2 separate regions of the Homo sapiens genome follow, and region 1 is linked to region 2. The links are chromatin loops, found by intact Hi-C in ENCODE. Cell type or tissue: MCF 10A. All regions are shown on one strand. Each heading gives the region's core, and the rest is flanking DNA. Links, peaks and the distances in the headings are about the cores only.

The links. Peaks named below come from ENCODE experiments on the same cell type or tissue, not always from the same donor. Only the 100,000 strongest peaks of a DNase experiment are listed, where the experiment ranks them.
Region 1: a loop joins it to region 2, with 6 times the contacts of the local background. A loop is called at or near these places in 6 of 110 quality-filtered maps.

The regions. Positions count from the first base shown.
Region 1 is chr1:201,590,304-201,598,702 of GRCh38, forward strand. The region is part of intron 2 of NAV1 (neuron navigator 1); the gene reads left to right. Among named protein-coding and RNA genes, the nearest start is that of NAV1, 55 kb to the left of the region's middle. RefSeq lists an enhancer at 1,215-1,778. In MCF 10A, for the core only: no CTCF peak of the experiment used is centred there; DNase peaks (open chromatin) are centred at 3,228, 4,498 and 7,708.
Region 2 is chr1:201,645,360-201,653,758 of GRCh38, forward strand. NAV1 (neuron navigator 1) reads left to right here. Exons shown (of 34, transcript NM_001389617.1): 5 at 3,275-4,066. LOC124904482 (a long non-coding RNA gene) reads right to left here and starts at 2,625. Exons shown (of 2, transcript XR_007066789.1): 1 at 1-2,625. In MCF 10A, for the core only: no CTCF peak of the experiment used is centred there; DNase peaks (open chromatin) are centred at 4,772 and 5,222.

The DNA.
Region 1 (8,399 bases), core at 68-8,067, 55 kb before region 2:
GCCCTCTGATCTCAGCCTATCCCCTTCCAGGGTCCCACCCGCCTCTCAGTTCCATTCCAAAATCTCCCCAGCTAGGTAGTTCCTGCCTTACTTTTTTCCTTTTTTTGGCAGCTTTATCTAGGTATAATTTACATGAAATGAAATTCAATGAGTTTTGACACATGTATACAGTCGTTTAACTACCATCACAATTATGATTTAGAACATTTCCTCTCTCCAGAAAGTTTCCATCAATCCTCTGCTTCCTGGTCCCTGGCAACCCCTGGCTTTCTTTTTCGGACACAGGTGTTAATGACTGCATGCTGCGAGGTGCCCAGGCCCAGCTGAGGAAGGGCTGCAGGGGAAGCTGCTGTTTGGGTGGGTGAGGCTTGCGCGCGGGGCCAGGAGTCAGAGCATCTAGGCCAGGAGCCAGTGGGCTGGCTTAGCCGAGTCGGCCAGGCCTCTTGCCCGTCTGAGAACTCTTTTTGCCCCATTTTCCAGCCCAGAAAAGCAGATGGGAAGGAGTGGCTGTGTGGAATGGGGTGGGATAGGTGTTAGAAGGGCGGACTGTACCTCTGGTCCTGTTAACCAGCTTGTCGATGACTGAGGATCGCAGACAGTGAGATGTCTTTCTAATGGCCATGTCACCCCAACCTGGTGCTCCTTGCCTCTTCTCTCATTTTATCGTTCAGCATACTTAGCACCATCTAACCTTCTACCTTTCTTTTTTCTTCATGGCCCCTCTCTCCAACACATGCAGTCAAGCTGTTAGAGGATGACTTGGGGCTATTCTGTCCCCTGCTGAATTCCTGGCCTTTAGAGTGGTGTCTGTCCCAAAGGAGGCAACACGGAAAGATTGACTGAATTAACTGAGTATTCAGCCCTTTCCTTTGCCTCTCCTGTAAAACAACGGTATTGGAGTCAAAGATCCCTAAGGCGTCTCTCCAGCTCCACACAGATTTTCTTCTCATCCTTAATGTGCGATGGGGTCACCTGGGGGAGACGAGGCAAGGGAGGGAGGCTGCAGTCATTGTCACCCCTTAGCAGTGACAGGTTGGCACCATAGGAGATCTGTGCTCAGAGGGCCTCTTTGTCAAGAGGTGAGGAGAGGAAGGGCTGTTCACACAACCTCCCCGAGTCAGGGCCCCTCCCAGGGCTCAGTTGCCTTTGAGTAGCCCCAGGTGCTCCCAGCCAGGTATTGTCCTGCCTGGGCTGCAGGGGCTGAGCAGGCCTGGCATATAGAAGGAGGGTGTGAGGAGCTAGGTTGGCACTGGGACAGAAAATAAGTGTGTGTAAATGTATGCAGATGTATGCAAATCTCTGCAGTTCTGCAGCCTGCTGGCTGGCTCTCTGGGTAGGAGACCCATCGCTCCACCCTGGGCCCCACCCCAGCTGCAACATCTCCTTCTGGCCTGTGAATTGCTGCTGCTTGCATCTCCCTCTCAAGAGCATCTTCTCCCTCTCAGCGGCATTGTCCCTCTTCTGTGCCCCCCAAGAGGTCTGGGAAGGTGAGAAAGCTGAATCGTGAGACAGGGAAAGGAAGGGACATGGACTCAAACTGAGGAGGACAGCACCCGAAATGACAGAAGAGGGCCACCAAACCCGGAGCTCTTGATTGCAGCCCCTACTCAGCCTTAGATATCAAAATTGCCACCTGGATAGAGCAACCCTGCTCAGGGTCTGGAACAATCTAAGGAAGGGCTTAGCGATGTCTTTGATGAGGCAGCCTGTGCAGGCTGCAGGCTAGACAATGCGAGGACAGTCTGCAGAGGTGTCTTCTCTCCCTCCCCTCTCAAGCCCCCACTCTCCTCTCTTCCTGAAGCAGGGCTTCTGTGGTGTGGGAAGCTGCCCCACCTGCATGGGAAGCACCAGCCACACCTGCATGGGCCATTAGCATTTTAAAAAGCTGCCTGTCTCTCCTCTCACTGCCTCCCGCTAGCACACACATCCACCCATTTGCCATCAGCAAGTCTTTGTGGAATCAGCAACAGCAGACACAATCCTGAAGCAGAGAGGGAAAGACAGTCCCTGCCCTGGGAAAGCTCATAGTCTGCTGGCAAAGGGTGGGGTGGGACAACAGCTGACAGAACAAGCAGAACTCCATCACCCACAGGCTCCTAGCACCACCCCTCATTTTGTTGAAGAAACAGATTCAGAGCATGCAGGTGATTTCTCTAGAGTCACACAGCCAAGGTGGCAGTGCTGCGGCCCTAACCAGGGTTTCCCGACTTCCAGGCTGGTGCTCTGTAGGCAGCACTTTGCCCACTTATTCCATGTAAGGTGGAGAGAGTGTCAGTCAGTAAATCGGGGTCATTAATTGAAGAATGGGGGCCCTGGCACAGAAGGCTTCCTGGGGGGAGGTGGTCTTTGGATTGTGCTCTAAAGACTGAGATACATAGAGAGTGGCAAGGAGGAGATAATCAATTGTACCCAGCAGGGAATGGGAGAAAAGCACAGGTCTTGGGGTCCAGGTGGCAAGATGATAGCACCTTGCAGAAAGGGGTGGAGGGCCTCATAGCCAACTGGGAGGGGACCCAGTCTTTACCTCCCAGCTCAGAGCCCTACCCGTCAGACCAGGAGCGAGTCCAGGGAGGATTGGGATGCGGTTCGTGGCCCTCTCCTATCACTCTCAGATACTACCATTCTCAATTTGGGGCTACGTCCTCTCCCAGTCACATCTCACTCCCTGTTCCTGATTACTGGGGGCCTCTGTGGACGTTGTTCAGTCTGCATGAGGCTCCTATCACCAAAGATGTTGCCAAGCCCTGCCTTAGATTGCCCCAGACACCAAGCAGTGTTGCCCCATCTGGCAGGTGGAAGTTTTGATATCTGGGGCTGAGTAGGGGCTGCAACTGTGAGGTTGGGATGTGGGGTGGGAATAGGGGTATTCAATCATGGCTGCCGCCACTAGCTTCATAAAGCCTTAGGTAACTGATGCCTTTTCCAGCCCCATCGTCTCCAGCTTCAGGCCCTATTCATCTATCAACCCCACAAGCCTGTCAGCAAGTGGGGCTACTTGGGTCCTCGGGCCTCAATCCACTCCTGGCCAGAGACAACTTCCTCTCCCATGGGAAAGGCTAACGCATGCCCATAAATTAAGACATTTGCTCTCCCTCCAAGCCCTGGAAACCTGGGACTCTCTAACATCTACCTCTGTTTTCTTTGGCTGCATTCAACTTTCCTGCAATTAGTCTGGCCCTGGGGCAGCAGTTAGACGACAGATGAGTCAGAGGATTGCAGAATCTAATCCAGAAGGAAGAGTTTATCCAAATGTTGGTGGCCTTTCTCTTTTGGCGCATTCTCTTCTGGTTCTGTCTTTTCTCAGGAGTCCTCTGAGCTTCCATGTACTGGGCCCGCACGATATGTGCAGTCATTTGTATGTTGCAATGATTGCAACATTGTCATGGGGGAAGGGAAGGGGGCAGTTTAGCATGTGTCTGAGTACATATTCTTTTTCCTCTCCCACCATCAAACTGTGGCTCCTATTGGCCTCAGCACAGGCTTCTTCCCAACTCTGAGCCACTCCCCACTTTCAGTACTATCCCTTCTGCTTTTGCTCTAGTTGCAGCTGCAGGGAGGATGGATGAGCCTGGGGCCATTGGAGGCTCACCAGGATGGGGATGAATCAAGAGCAGGTGTTAAGACTCTGCCTTCAGGCCCTGAGGGGTCAGGGTAGTGGGACCACCATCAGTGCAGGTGGGAAGAGGCTGAATGTAGCAAGCCATCCTGAGAATAGCACCAGCCATGAGCTGAGAGCCAAGAAGTCTGGCAGCAGGCAAGGGAGTGGCACTTTTTTTTTTTTTTTGAGTGGTAGCAAGGTTTATTGTGAAGAGTGAAAGAACAAAGCTTCCACAGCGTGGAAGGGGACCCGAGCGGGTTGCCCGGGAGTGGTACTTCTTTGCCCATTGGTAGATCAAAAGGCCATTTTGGGCCCAAGCAACCCCTATACCTGGGCTAAGGGAGTGCATCATGTGGGCAGGGCCTTATTTTGGCCTCACTTGTTCATTTCATAGCCTCTTGGTCAAGGCAGGGTTGGGGCTCAGCATGACCCAGGAGAAAGGGAGGGGAGGAGGTGGTTGCTGGAATGGAAAGCTTGTGGAGCTCCCAGGCTGCATGGGGTCTGCAGGAACCTGCGGGAGGGAGCCTTAGGAGCCAGCTTGAAGAGAGCCCTGTAATCAGAGGTCTGTGGACTTTGAGTAGCCAGAGGCGAAGCCGGGTTAGTCTTTGGTGGCAGAGCTCCCCATGCAGGCCCCATAAACTCTCTATCAGCATAGTTGAGGACTGGCTTTGCTGGGTTACTCTAAAAGGATGGGGAGAGGAGGACAGGCAGGCAGCAAAGTAGCATTATCCCTTGAGGCAGAATCGGAAATAGGTTATCTCTGTGATACATGGGTCGTGAGGTGAAGTGAGTGAGGGGCTGTGGGGTTTACGGGGAGCTGGCCTTTCTCTGGACAGCCTTGTCTGTGTAGAGCCCTGGGGCAGAACAGCAGGAAGGGCAGGCTCCACCCTGAAACTGGGGCTCTGGGAGCTGTCCAGCACGGGAACCTGCTGAAGCCCCCTCGCTGCTCCAGGATTCAGAGACCAGTTTAGAGGGTCAGGCCTGAGAAAGGGAGCACTGAGCAGGGAATATTTGAACCTTCTCTATGCAGGAGGGCATCTGGGCTAAGCATTAGGCAAGGGCAAGGTGCTTTGCTCTTGTGCCTAGCACAGCGAGGAGGCCGTTGAGGGGAGGGATGTGAAAGCAGCTGAGGATTGCTTCATGTCTCTAGTGTGGACCTGCCACGCCTGAGGACTGTATCCAAGCACACCTCCAAGGCTGAGAGTCTGGGCTGGTCCTGAGGCACTCCCACCACCAGTGGGACCCCAGTCCTTAGTACTGATAACCCAGGGAATCTCAGGCCGAGCTAAGGTGTCTGCCTCTGCTGCAAAGCCTGCTTATTTGGGTTCAATTTTGTCAGCTCTTCTGTGGGCCCTGACAGTGTGCTAGGCACAAGGATGTGTAAGGGTAGTAGTAGGCACCTCACCCTGACTCATGCTTAGAACTGAAGACTGCTTTGCTTCTCTTCCTTCATTCAACAAATCCCTTCCTTTCAACTAAAGCTTTCTCAATAAGCCAGATCTTCAGAGGCTCCAGCCAGCTCTCTCTTTCCCATTCTCTGGCTCAGTGGCTATCCTTTCTTCAAGTGCTTCCTGGAAGCCTCCTCCCTCCCCCAAGTGCCAAGGGGCGCCGAGTCTGTTTCTCACCTCTGCTCACCAGGTCCCTCCTCTCCAGGCCATACCAGGTTTCTGATCAATCCGAGGCAGGGACTGGGGGCATAGTGGGGCCAGGGTAGGGGCAGGCAGGCACAGCAGTGTGCACTGTCACAGCAAGTGGGCTGGGTCTGGGAATTTCAGTTGGGTTTAGAAGCTGGCCTCCAACATGGCCACTGTCTTCCAGCCAAGGGAAGGGAGAAGAAATTCCATCTCTCTGCCTCCTGGCCGAGTTGAAAGCAGATTTTCCTGTGCTGTCTCAGTCATCACTTACGTGTCCCCTGCAACCAAGGTGCCCTTCTTCTGCCTCTTCCACCAAGCCATGTCCTTCCTGATGCAGCATTCTCCTCCTCTAGGATGCTCATTAACTAACTGTGGTTAACTTCGCTTCGGGACTGCGTCCTCTTCAGTTATGTGCATCACTCATACCAGAGATGCTGTGGAGTCATGGTTTAGAATATCAGCTCTGGAGCCAGCAGCCTGGGCTTAAATCTTAGCGACCCCACGTCTTGATTGTGTGATTAAGGCAAGCGCCTTAACCTCACTGCATCTCAGTTTTCTCACCATAAAATGATAACAACAACATTATCTACCCAATGGGGTTTTGTGAAAATGAAATGAGTTGATACACATAAAATGCTGGAAGCAATGCCTGGCATGTGGTACGTGTCCATCAGTGTTTGCTGTTATTATTTCTCTCTTGAGCCTCTGTCCACCTGTAGACCCCATCTCTCCCATCAGGCTGGGAAATTGCCAAGGGCACCTTCGTGTATCTCTCATTAGTCCAAGGGCTTCCTGATGACAGGGACTCTCTTCCCTTCTTTGGGGTACCCTAACCCCAGCCCTGAGGTTAGCTCAAGTTAGCCCAGGGTTTTGGATGCACTGAAGAGGGAGCTTGGTCAAGCCAGTCCTGTTACTGGCTGGGCTCATGTGAAAGAACCACAGCAGCTCATGGGCTGGACTTTCAAAGAACTCCTCAGGACTTTTTGTTTGTTTGTTTGTTTATGGATCAGGAAAGGGCAGACACTGTCACTCTCTGGCTCTGTCTTTGGCCCAGACTTAGTGCCTGGTCATGAGATTCCCATTTCCATCATTCTCCAGTTACTTCCTGTGGCCACTTATTCCACCATATTTATTGAACATCTACTATATTTACAGGACTGCACTAGGTGTGGGAGATAGAGTGGTGAACGAAATATGGTCCCTGCCCCAACAGAGTTTCCAGCCCAATGGGAAGATGTTGGACAAGCAGGGCGGGTTGTTTTTTTAGTTTGTTTGTTTTTTGTTTGTTTGTTTGTTTGTTTGTTTCTGAGATGGAGTTTTGCTCTTGTTGCCCAGGCTGGAGTGCAATGGCGAAATCTCGGCTCACTGCAACCTCCGCCTCCTGGGTTCAAACAATTCTCCTGCCTCAGCCTCCTGAGTAGCTAAGATCACAGGTGCCCACCACCACACCCAGCTAATTTTTGTATTTTTAGTAGAGATGGAGTTTCATCATGTTGGCCAGGCTGGTCTCAAACTCCTAACCTCAAGTGATCCTCCTGCCTCGGCCTCCCAAAGTGCTGGGATTACAGACGTGAGCCACCGTGCCTGGCCTGGCAGGGTGGGTTTTAACAAGGGAGAAGCAACGAGAACATTGGTCTAGTCTAGGAGGTTAGGGAAATGGTCACTGAGGAAGCGATCTTGTGATGAGAAGTTAAGGACGAAGAGGAGAATCAGTGAAGGGGGTTGAGGAGAGGGAGCATTCTAGGTCTTCTGCAGTCCCATCTGGCTTCCCAGCCTTCACCCAGCTAAGGCACCCAGCATTTCTCAGGATTCACACACATTGGCCTTGGCCAAATACCCCCCTACACTCTCCTTCTTCCCCTCCGGCCTCACTCTGAAGACAGCTAAGCTGTCTTCCTGGGGGCTTCCTGGTCAAGGCTCACTGTGCAAACTACAGACTATCACATAATCTCCTAACATGCCCCTGGGGCCCGCTGGTTAAAGCCTGAGAAGAGGATCTGCAAAGATCCCTTCCCACAGGCTGCAGAGCCCGTGCTCCACCGGGCTGAGGGCCAAGCTGGGAGTCCATAAGGACCCCTTCCCACAGGCTGCAGAGCCCCTGCTCCACCAGGCTGAGGGCCAAGCTGGGAGGACCTGAGGCACAGGAGCCGGGTTTCCTCCCTCACACTCCTGCGGAAGCTCAGCCCCCATGCTCCACCTGCTTCCTGTTCCGCGGGGAAGATTTCCTGGTCTGTTTCCTTGGCAGCTGTGTCTCATTTCCTCCTGCTGTGCCCGTGATGTCCTGGCCCAGTGTGACGAGGTGAGGCAGGCCCCTCCCCTGTGAGGTGTGCCATCTCCTGCCCAACTCCATTGCCCCAGATTCCAGAGAGCAGAGTCGGGGAAGTAGGCCCCACCCACCTTGGCCAGGGAGCAAGGGGAGGGAGTTCAGCTGCAGGATGCCTGGGCGTCAAGATGTCGTCAATGCCTCCAATATATACTGAGTGTCTACTACGTGCCAGGCATGATACCAGGCGCCAGGTGGCCAAAGCTAAGTGTTCTTCAAGAAGGCAGCTTTGGAGATGAGCCAGGTATACCTGGTGACTGAGCAGCCAACGCTATGTACACAGTGCTCTGGCAGCTCAGGGCCACTTACAGAAGGTCAGAGAGGCCTTCCTGGAAGGGATGACGTCTGAGCTGAGCTTGGAGGATGAATAGAAATTAGCTAAGGATAAGCTTGAAACCTCGTGGTGTGTGGATAAATGATAAACTATTCAGTAAAACTTGAAGATAAAGAATGAGGCAGGGCAGAGAGATGAGTCTGGGAAATAGGGAGGAATCAAGTGCTGGAGGATCTTAGAGGACCCCCAAGAAACTTGATTTTACCCCGTAGGAGGGTCGTTATCAGAACCACAATTCGATCAGGTCTTTTTGGCCTCAGGGTGGAAATGGTGTGAGTGGGCCATGCGGCGTGGGGCCGGGAGAACAAAGTGTGTGTCCTGGTGAGGAATCGGAACTGCCTGAGTTAGGGTGGTAAGACCAGAGAGCAAGGGCCAAGAAAACTGGCAGGACCACAGGACCAACTGGATGTGCTTCGCCTGGAATAGGAGCAGGGGGTGGAGCTGTGACCTTGGACAATCTCTCACACTCTCCAAACCTCAAGTTCATCATCTGTCAATTGCCTTCCCCCG
Region 2 (8,399 bases), core at 302-8,301:
ATGGACACAGGAAGGGGAACATCACACACTGGGGACTGTTGTGGGGTGGGGGGAGGGGGGAGGGATAGCATTAGGAGATATACCTAATGCTAAATGACCAGTTAATGGGTGCAGCACACCAACATGGCACATGTATATGTATGTAACAAACCTGCACCTTGTGCACATGTACCCTAAAACTTAAATTATAATAATAATAAAATAAAATAAAATAAAAGGATTTGAGAGGGACTAACCTACAGACATGGGTGTCAGAGATGAGGGACCAAATTAAACCATGGGAGAGGGCACCAGGTTTTGCTCACAGCAGAATACACTGGGTGGAATGTGTCACAGTGAAAATAAGCTTTCTCAGCCAGGATGGTAGCCAGTGAATTTCCCTTTGTCTGCTAAGGAGAAGATGAATTTACATGCAGAAAGAGGATATAGAGACAGCAAGTAAGAGCAACTGTAACCTGGTAAGTCAGAGAATAGGTGTTGTCGGATTCTCAAATTGCTATTTTTAGGAAAGGTGTGGTTCTCATGTGATTGAATTAGGGGCATCTTGTATAAATTAGAGAATGACCAATGAGTAAGGATGAGGACTGTAGAAGTGATGGCTTGTGACTTCATTACAAGTACCCTGAAGGATGGGGTAGGAAGAGCATGGTCATGCTTACTCAAAGATTTGGCACCAAAGATGGGGCTTGATCCCTTGCTTGAGCTGGGACCTCATGTTTGGACATAAGCATGGGTACTTCGTGTGTGCCCAGAAAAGAAAGTCCCATGATTGGCCTCATCCTTTGGGCACTCTCTGTGCCTTGGCCAAGTTCTGGCATGATACCACTCACATTCCTTTAACCAGTTCTTCACTGCTTGTCATTTCCTATCTGGAACCACGAACCCTAGTTCCACCCCTGAGTTTCCTAATGCTCGACATAAGCCTCTGAAGCCAATCTGCATTGTGCATTGCAGATGGTACAGAATCCTCTTGTAAACCTGTCCTCCACTCCTCTTGTTATTCTTATAATTGGAATATATACACCCATGTCCGTCTACCTGAGATGAATGTGTTGATGTGTGTGACATTGCTTTTTTCACAGGGACAGGATTATTATTTTCCCAAGTCTTGTATTGTCTACCTTGTATTCCCTGCCAGACAGGAAATACAAGAGTCCAGAGTTCCTCAAGGACAGAATCGCCACCTTTTTTTCTATGTCTCCAAGACAGCCAAGAGTCCATGCTTCTTACCAAACACTTCTCTGCTTGAGAACTCTATATTCTCGTGCCACTTATCCTTTCTGCTATGATCCCTGTCACGGCAGATTTTATGGCATCTCAATCTGGAAGGCAGAGAGTCCTGAGATAACACCAGAACCCAAGAGTCATGCAGGGTACAAACCCAGCGTACAGTGCTCAGGCCTCCAAATCCATTTAACCAACAGAGTTGCAACACCTGCTCCATGCAAGGTGCTGAGTGACACAGTTCTACACCCGGAGAGATCCTGCGCTGGCGGGGGAGACAGATAGAGACACAAATACATTTCACACCAGGCAGCAGGTGATGATTAGTGTTAGGAGAGTGTGTGAACCATGAGACTCACACACAGCGTTCTTCAGATTCTAGGAGAAAGGGAGGAAAGGAGCTAGAGAGATGGAGGTTGGGTTTGGGGTGGGGAGATAATCTGATGGTTAGACATTCTGGCAAAAAGTTCTTAGGGCTTTATAATCCCTAGAGTGTGGCTCCACCTGGGCCTACCCCTCCTGGAGCAAGCTTTGCTTTCAGAGAATTCCCCTCCACTTTCTCCTGAGAGCCTTTTGCTCAGGCAACCTGGCTGTGACTTGGGAGGCCATTTGAGGATGGGCAGTGTCCCCTCTACTGAGGTACAGTCCTAGGCAAACTGCAGACTACTCCATCTGGCTCTTGTTCCCCCTCCACCTCATCCCTGTCCCCTGGGTCCAGTTAGGAGGAAAGGAAGAAGGGCTTGGGAAACATCTTTTAAAAGCACTCTGCTGCTCTGCTTAACTCTGGCAGGCAAGGGACCCAGTGCAAAGCCTCCTCTTGATTCCCTAGGTTTGACACAGGCCTTTACAGTTCCAAAGCCCTTCTACCTGTGAAGCTGGTATTATAACCACTATAAAAGAAAACAGAACCAGAGGGGTTCAATGACTTTGACAAGGTCACATTGCTAATTGGAATAGAAACCCAGTTTCCTGATCTCAAGAGTTACTCCTTCCCCTACAAAGCCCTCAGCCCCCTCCCCAGTCAACGCTAGGCCCCTTCTCTCCAAGCCACCCGTGTCCTACCCCCATCCCCTACCTCCTGGGCTCAGGAGGGCAACCTTGAGCCTCAGAGACTGAAGTAGGGCGGGACTGGGAGTTTCCTGGGGGAAAACCAAAGACGGTTTGGGGTTGGGGGAGGGGAATGAGCACCCTGGATACCATTCCTCCACCCCTCTCCCGACATCTCTCTCAGGCCCACGGGCCCACTTTCCCTCCCGCATTCTGAGCCGCCCTCCCTCCGTCTCTTTTACCTGCACCTCCACACCTCCTCAACAGATCTTTATCCTGGACACGGCAGGGGGTCCCCGTGCCCTCCGAGAATCCAAGAACCCGCCCCGCTTCTACGCGGAAAGCTGGGAGAAAAACTGCTTTTCCTTTATTTCCCCCTACCCCCCACTCATCCGCCCCTGGAGCTCCGCTCGCAGATACCTCCCCCTCCCGAGCCAGAAATAGACACACTATCTCTCCCCCACCTCCCTCCCCGTGCGCACACTCGCTCCCCTCCTCCTGTTTGCTCCCCGCCTTCCCCTTCCCTCCTTCCTCTGCTCGGAGCTGCAGCCTGCAGCCTCGACTCGGGCTGGCTGGCTGGCTGAGTGCGGCCGGGGCGCTGCCCGGCAGTGCGGTGTCCACGGGACTGACAGGCAGGCAGGCCGCGGGCTGGGATCCGGACACCAAAGCAAAAGCACCGCTGGGCGCCGGAGGAGCCGCGGGGCTTCCATCCTTCCTTTGACTGATTTTTAAATTTTAATTTGTATTTTCCCCGCCGCCCCGCCCCTTTTCCTCCGACCCCGCCCTATCGCTCCCCGGCTTCCCTGCTCTTTCCTTTTTCCCGGCTTCCTTCCTCGCGTTTCTTTCCCCTGCGCCCTCGGCTTGCCTCTCTCCCTCCTCCCTCGCTCTCTCCCCCTTCTCTCCCCTTCTTCCTCGGTTTCTTCCGTCCTCTCTCTCCCCCTCCTCCTCCCCCGCCTCCTCCTCCTGCGCTCCCGCCCCCTGCCCCCTCCCCCCGTGCCTGCAGACGCGCGGATCGTCCATGCGCTCCTCGCGGGCAGAATGCTGGGCAGCAGCGTCAAGAGCGTGCAGCCCGAGGTGGAGCTGAGCAGCGGCGGCGGCGACGAGGGCGCGGACGAACCGCGGGGCGCCGGCAGGAAGGCGGCAGCGGCGGACGGCAGAGGCATGCTGCCCAAGCGCGCCAAGGCGCCCGGCGGCGGCGGCGGCATGGCCAAGGCCAGCGCGGCTGAGCTGAAGGTCTTCAAGTCCGGCAGCGTGGACAGCCGTGTCCCCGGCGGGCCGCCCGCCTCCAACCTGCGCAAGCAGAAGTCACTCACCAACCTCTCTTTTCTCACGGACTCCGAGAAAAAGCTGCAGCTTTATGAGCCCGAATGGAGCGACGATATGGCCAAGGCGCCCAAAGGCTTAGGCAAGGTGGGGTCCAAGGGCCGTGAAGCTCCGCTGATGTCCAAGACGCTGTCCAAGTCGGAGCACTCGCTCTTCCAGGCCAAGGGCAGCCCGGCGGGCGGCGCCAAGACCCCCCTGGCTCCGCTCGCGCCCAACCTGGGAAAGCCGAGCCGGATCCCTCGAGGACCCTATGCGGAGGTCAAGCCGCTCAGCAAGGCGCCTGAAGCGGCCGTGAGCGAAGATGGCAAATCGGACGACGAGCTGCTCTCCAGCAAGGCCAAGGCGCAAAAGAGCTCTGGGCCTGTCCCCTCTGCCAAGGGCCAGGAGGAGCGCGCCTTCCTCAAGGTGGACCCCGAGCTGGTGGTGACCGTGCTGGGAGACCTGGAGCAGCTGCTCTTCAGCCAGATGCTGGGTAAGTCCTGCCGCCCCGCCCCGCCCCGCCCCTGGCTTTCTCCTAACCAGCTGCTGGGGAAGGTGTGGGGAAAGCGAAGCCCCCTCCCCTTGCGCCTTCCCGGAGGGCCCTCCTGTTCACGATCAGGCTGTGATGGGCATTGCGCCCAGATGTGCTGAGCTGGCCCACCTCCAGATGCGCATGGCTCAAGTGTACCTTCTTAAAGACATTACAGGCGGGAACCCGGGCTCGACTCTGGCCTGCCCGAGGTGAGGCTGGACAATGGGATGGGGGGTGAGGGGGTTACAGGCTCTCAGAAATAGAGCCAGAATCCCAATATGGCAAAACCTGGGACTGGTGGAAACCTCCGTTGTGGTGTGGCCTGCGCTTGACAGGAGCATCCCGCATTGCAAGGGGAGCGTCCAGCGAGAGCCCGGATCTAGAGGACAGATGTGGGAGAGCAGATGTGAGGGCTGATTGGCCCCGGAACACAGCTGAGGCTCCACTTCCTCTGTGGATCCCGAGTGGGAGCGCAAGTCGGATTTCCCCGCGGTGTGAGGATTCTGGCTAAAAGAAGCGTCTAGGGCCGGGGGCGGGCGGGCTGCCAGCTGTGCGCATCTGGGCGCATGTCCGATACCTCAGCCCCGGCTCTGGCCCCAACCCCTACACCCGCAGGTCTTTTAGGGCGTGTCGAAAGCTCTGGGCGTTAGCGCCGAGACTCCTGTTTGACCGGGAAGCCTTTGCCCTGTGGCTAATGGAAGCCGAGCAGGCGGGAAGGGAGGAACAAAGCTTGCTCGAGTGGAGGAAGCGCGCAGAGCTGTTCCATTGTTCTCCGTGCCTGAAGAGTCTATGCAAAAAAACCCGAAGCGGGCCCCGGAACTGCTCTTTCTCTCCCCGGAGAGCCCCTGCCCTCAGAGAGGAATAGATCTGGGATGTGCCGGACGCCAGGCGGCCATGCCTCGGGAACTGGCACGGGCCCTCTTGGGGCCACGGAACAAGGACGGTGGGGCCTGGTGCCCAGGCGAGCTGCTTTGGCTGCGCGGACTTGTTGCGGTGGCTGGGTTGTGGGTCCTCCGGCGCCGAGGGACCCGAGCTTCCTGGGTACCCGGCAGGCTGCCCGCCCGCTGGGGGCTGGGAAGGGGCGTGCCAATGCGCGTGTGAAAGGGCGGGGCCGAGTGACGGGCTTGGCGGGTGGGGAACATGCAAGAGCTCGCCGGGCGGCCCTGGAGAATGCGAAGCCGGAGGAGACCGGTTCGGCCTGCTGCAGTCTTCCTAGGAACCCTCGACTCCTGTGTGGGCTAGGATGAGGGTCCTCTGACAGGGGCAAGGATTTGGGCCTTTGGAGAACCGATCCTTACGCAGGAGGCCGCAAATGGGCTTTGCAGGGGCAATCAGGAGACTGGACAAGGGCAAAAGAAGAGCAGCCTTTTCCCCTGGGAGCCCCTCCTGAAGGTGGGGATGGCTGGGTGGGTGCGGAAGCTGACCAGGCAGCCTCACTCTGCAAAGGGAATGTGCCACCCGGTCCTCAGTGTGGGGCTGAGCCTGTCAAAGGCCCTGCCTCAGTGAATGGGGCAAGAGAGACAATAAGGGAAAAAATTAATAAATTTTTGGCAGGCACCATGGCAGGCACCAAGGAGGGATATGGACAAAATGCAACTGGCCCATGTGATAGAGAGCCCTGCTGAGGGACTGAAAGCAGGGTGAGAGAGGAAGGGACCGTGTGTGTGTGTGTGTGTGTGTGTGTGTGTGTGTGTGTCAGACTGAGAGAGGGACTTGGCGAGGGAGGGCAAGGGAGTATCGGGGCACAGAATAGCAGAAGGCACAGAACCCTTTTCAGGGTCAAGGCTTTACTTGTTGGGGATAACTTAGCTGGTCTGGGTCCTCTCCAGACCTGGATGCCCTCACACTGTCCCAGAAGCTGACTGCCCATTGAAGCCCTCTTAGTTGCTCCTCAAGAGGAGCCAAACAGGTCTGAGCTGGCTAGGGAGATGGGAGGAGGGGCAGGAGTGGGGAGGAGGGCAGGTGCAGGGAGGGCGAGAGAGGAGGAGAAGCTGAGCTGTGGTCCCTTATTCCTGCTTAGCAGTTGTCACTTCTCAAAGCACACTGACACTTTCAGTAACCTCGGAAGTGAGGAGAGAACACCTCCACTTCCCAGTTGGGGAAATGCAGAGTCAAAAGCATTGAGGGCCTTAAAGGCATCTATGAGTTCATGGTGGAAGGGAGATTCCACATTGATCTCCTGAGGACTAAGTCGCAGCTCTTCCTAGGAGACCTGATTGAGAGAGGAAGAGTCAGCAGGCAGAGGGACCTGCCCAAGGCTATGTCTACTGGGTATGGGCCACCAGAACTGCCTCGATGACCCTACAGAGGGCTGAGGGGCTTAGCTCTCTGGGGTGGGGAGAGAAGGGTGGAAACTCCCAAATCTGCCTGTCTCCAGCTGAGAGGACCCAAAGTTGGGGGGTGGGGAGTTGGTTCAGGCTGTAGCAAGGCAGAGCCTGGTGTCAAACAGTGGTAGGGAGGAAAGGAGGGGAGTTGGTGACCTCCAAACTAAGCTTTTCCCTGTGTGAAGGGCAGAGGGTAGACTGCCTGGGGGAGGGGTAGAGGGAGAGGAACTACAGAGGGAATTCGTCTTCCAGAGCCAATGATGGTGGTGTTCAGGTATCAGACAGGCCCTCAGTGTACAGCAGGGTGGCCTCTGGGGAGAAGAATGGTGACTTGATGTTTCAGGATTGTGATTGAAGACACTGGGCATTTGTCCCCACCTCAGTGGGGCTCAGTGTCCAGTTATGTTCACTCCATAGTACCATCCTAGATCCAAGAGGCTGCCAAGAATCAATTTCTGAGGCGGAGGGAGGGGGTGGGAGTGAGGCAGCTTCAAGTCAGAGCCTTTCTGTAATAAGAGGGAAGGACTGAAACCTGATCATCCCCTTCCCAGAAATCAGCTGGGGTCCCAGATGGTCTAGGCAGGCTCCCTGTCCCTTCGCTAACCTTGGAAGCTGCCAAATAACTAGGGCCCCACTGGGGAACCCTAGCAACTTGGAAGACTGAGGAGTGAGTACCGAGGGCAAATGGGCTAATTCCAGGAATTAGATGCCTCTGGACCCTGGCCCGATACTCACATCAGGCAGTTTGGCTCCGGAAGAAAGGCCACAAGGCCCTTGGCCTGGGTCTGGGGGCTAAGCTGGAGGCTGCATTCCTGAGTTCTCTGTGTAGAAGTCCTAAGCTCTGTGACCCCCTCTGGGACTCAGTTTCCTCATTTGTGAATGGAAGAGACCCTCCCATGGCTCATCCTTACCCCCTAGGGATGGGAAGGGGGTGTAGATTAAGGTGATCAGACCTGGAAAATGTTCCAAGTGGCTTAAAGAGAGCCTGTATTAATACAGCGCAATAGAATACAGATGCACCTCAATTTATGATGGGGTTATGTCCCGTTAAGACCATTGTAAGTTGAAAATATTGTAAGTCAAAAATGCATTGAATACACCTCACGTACCGAACGTCACAGCTCAGCCTAGCCTACCTTAAACGTGCTCAGAACACTTATATTCACCTACAGTTAAGCAAAATCATCTAATATAAAGCCTATTTCATAATAAAGTTGCATATTTCATGGAATTTATTGAATACTATACTAAAAGTGAAAAACAGAATGGTTGTATGGGTACTAGAAGTATAGTTTCTACCAAATGTATTACTTTCATGTGATCATAATGCCAAAAAAGCAGAAGCCGAACAATCACAAGTCGGGGACTGTCTGTACTATAGTAACACCCCAAATCTTCCTACCTCATCTTCCCTGGACCTGAGGATCTCAAAGCAAAACTAGTCTTTTGACACTCCAGGTGTTCATGTTCCTTCCTTCTGTCCTCCAGGAAAAGGGGGCAAAGTGAGACAGCTAAGACTGCCCAAGGTCAGGGAGTAAAAGAACCCAGGAACCTGGACTTCCTAGTCCCTCTTCATCTCAAAGGTGTCTGGACCCACACAAGCGGTTGTCATGACAACAGTTAGGCCTTCTGAAGTGCAGGCCAAGTAGAAATGAGGAAGAAAGGCAGGAAGCTATTCATTTCTAAGCCAGTTGATTGATGTGAATTTTTTGGGGGGGAGGGGCAGTGCAAGGGGGTCGCTCCAGTGAATGTGCTCTGGGATACTTTGAGTAGCAGGAGAAAGAAATGTGTTCACAAATACTTCGTTTTCCTTTTTATTCAGTGCATTGTGGGGCTGGGGTGGGTAGAGAATTCTCCAAAGAACTGCCACCCAGAACAGATAGGTGATATGTGGAAACTTATCCAGCACCCTCAGATTCCCTGAGGCCTAGCAGGAGAGTGAGGACAAAGCTCACTCCTGCCCTTCCTCT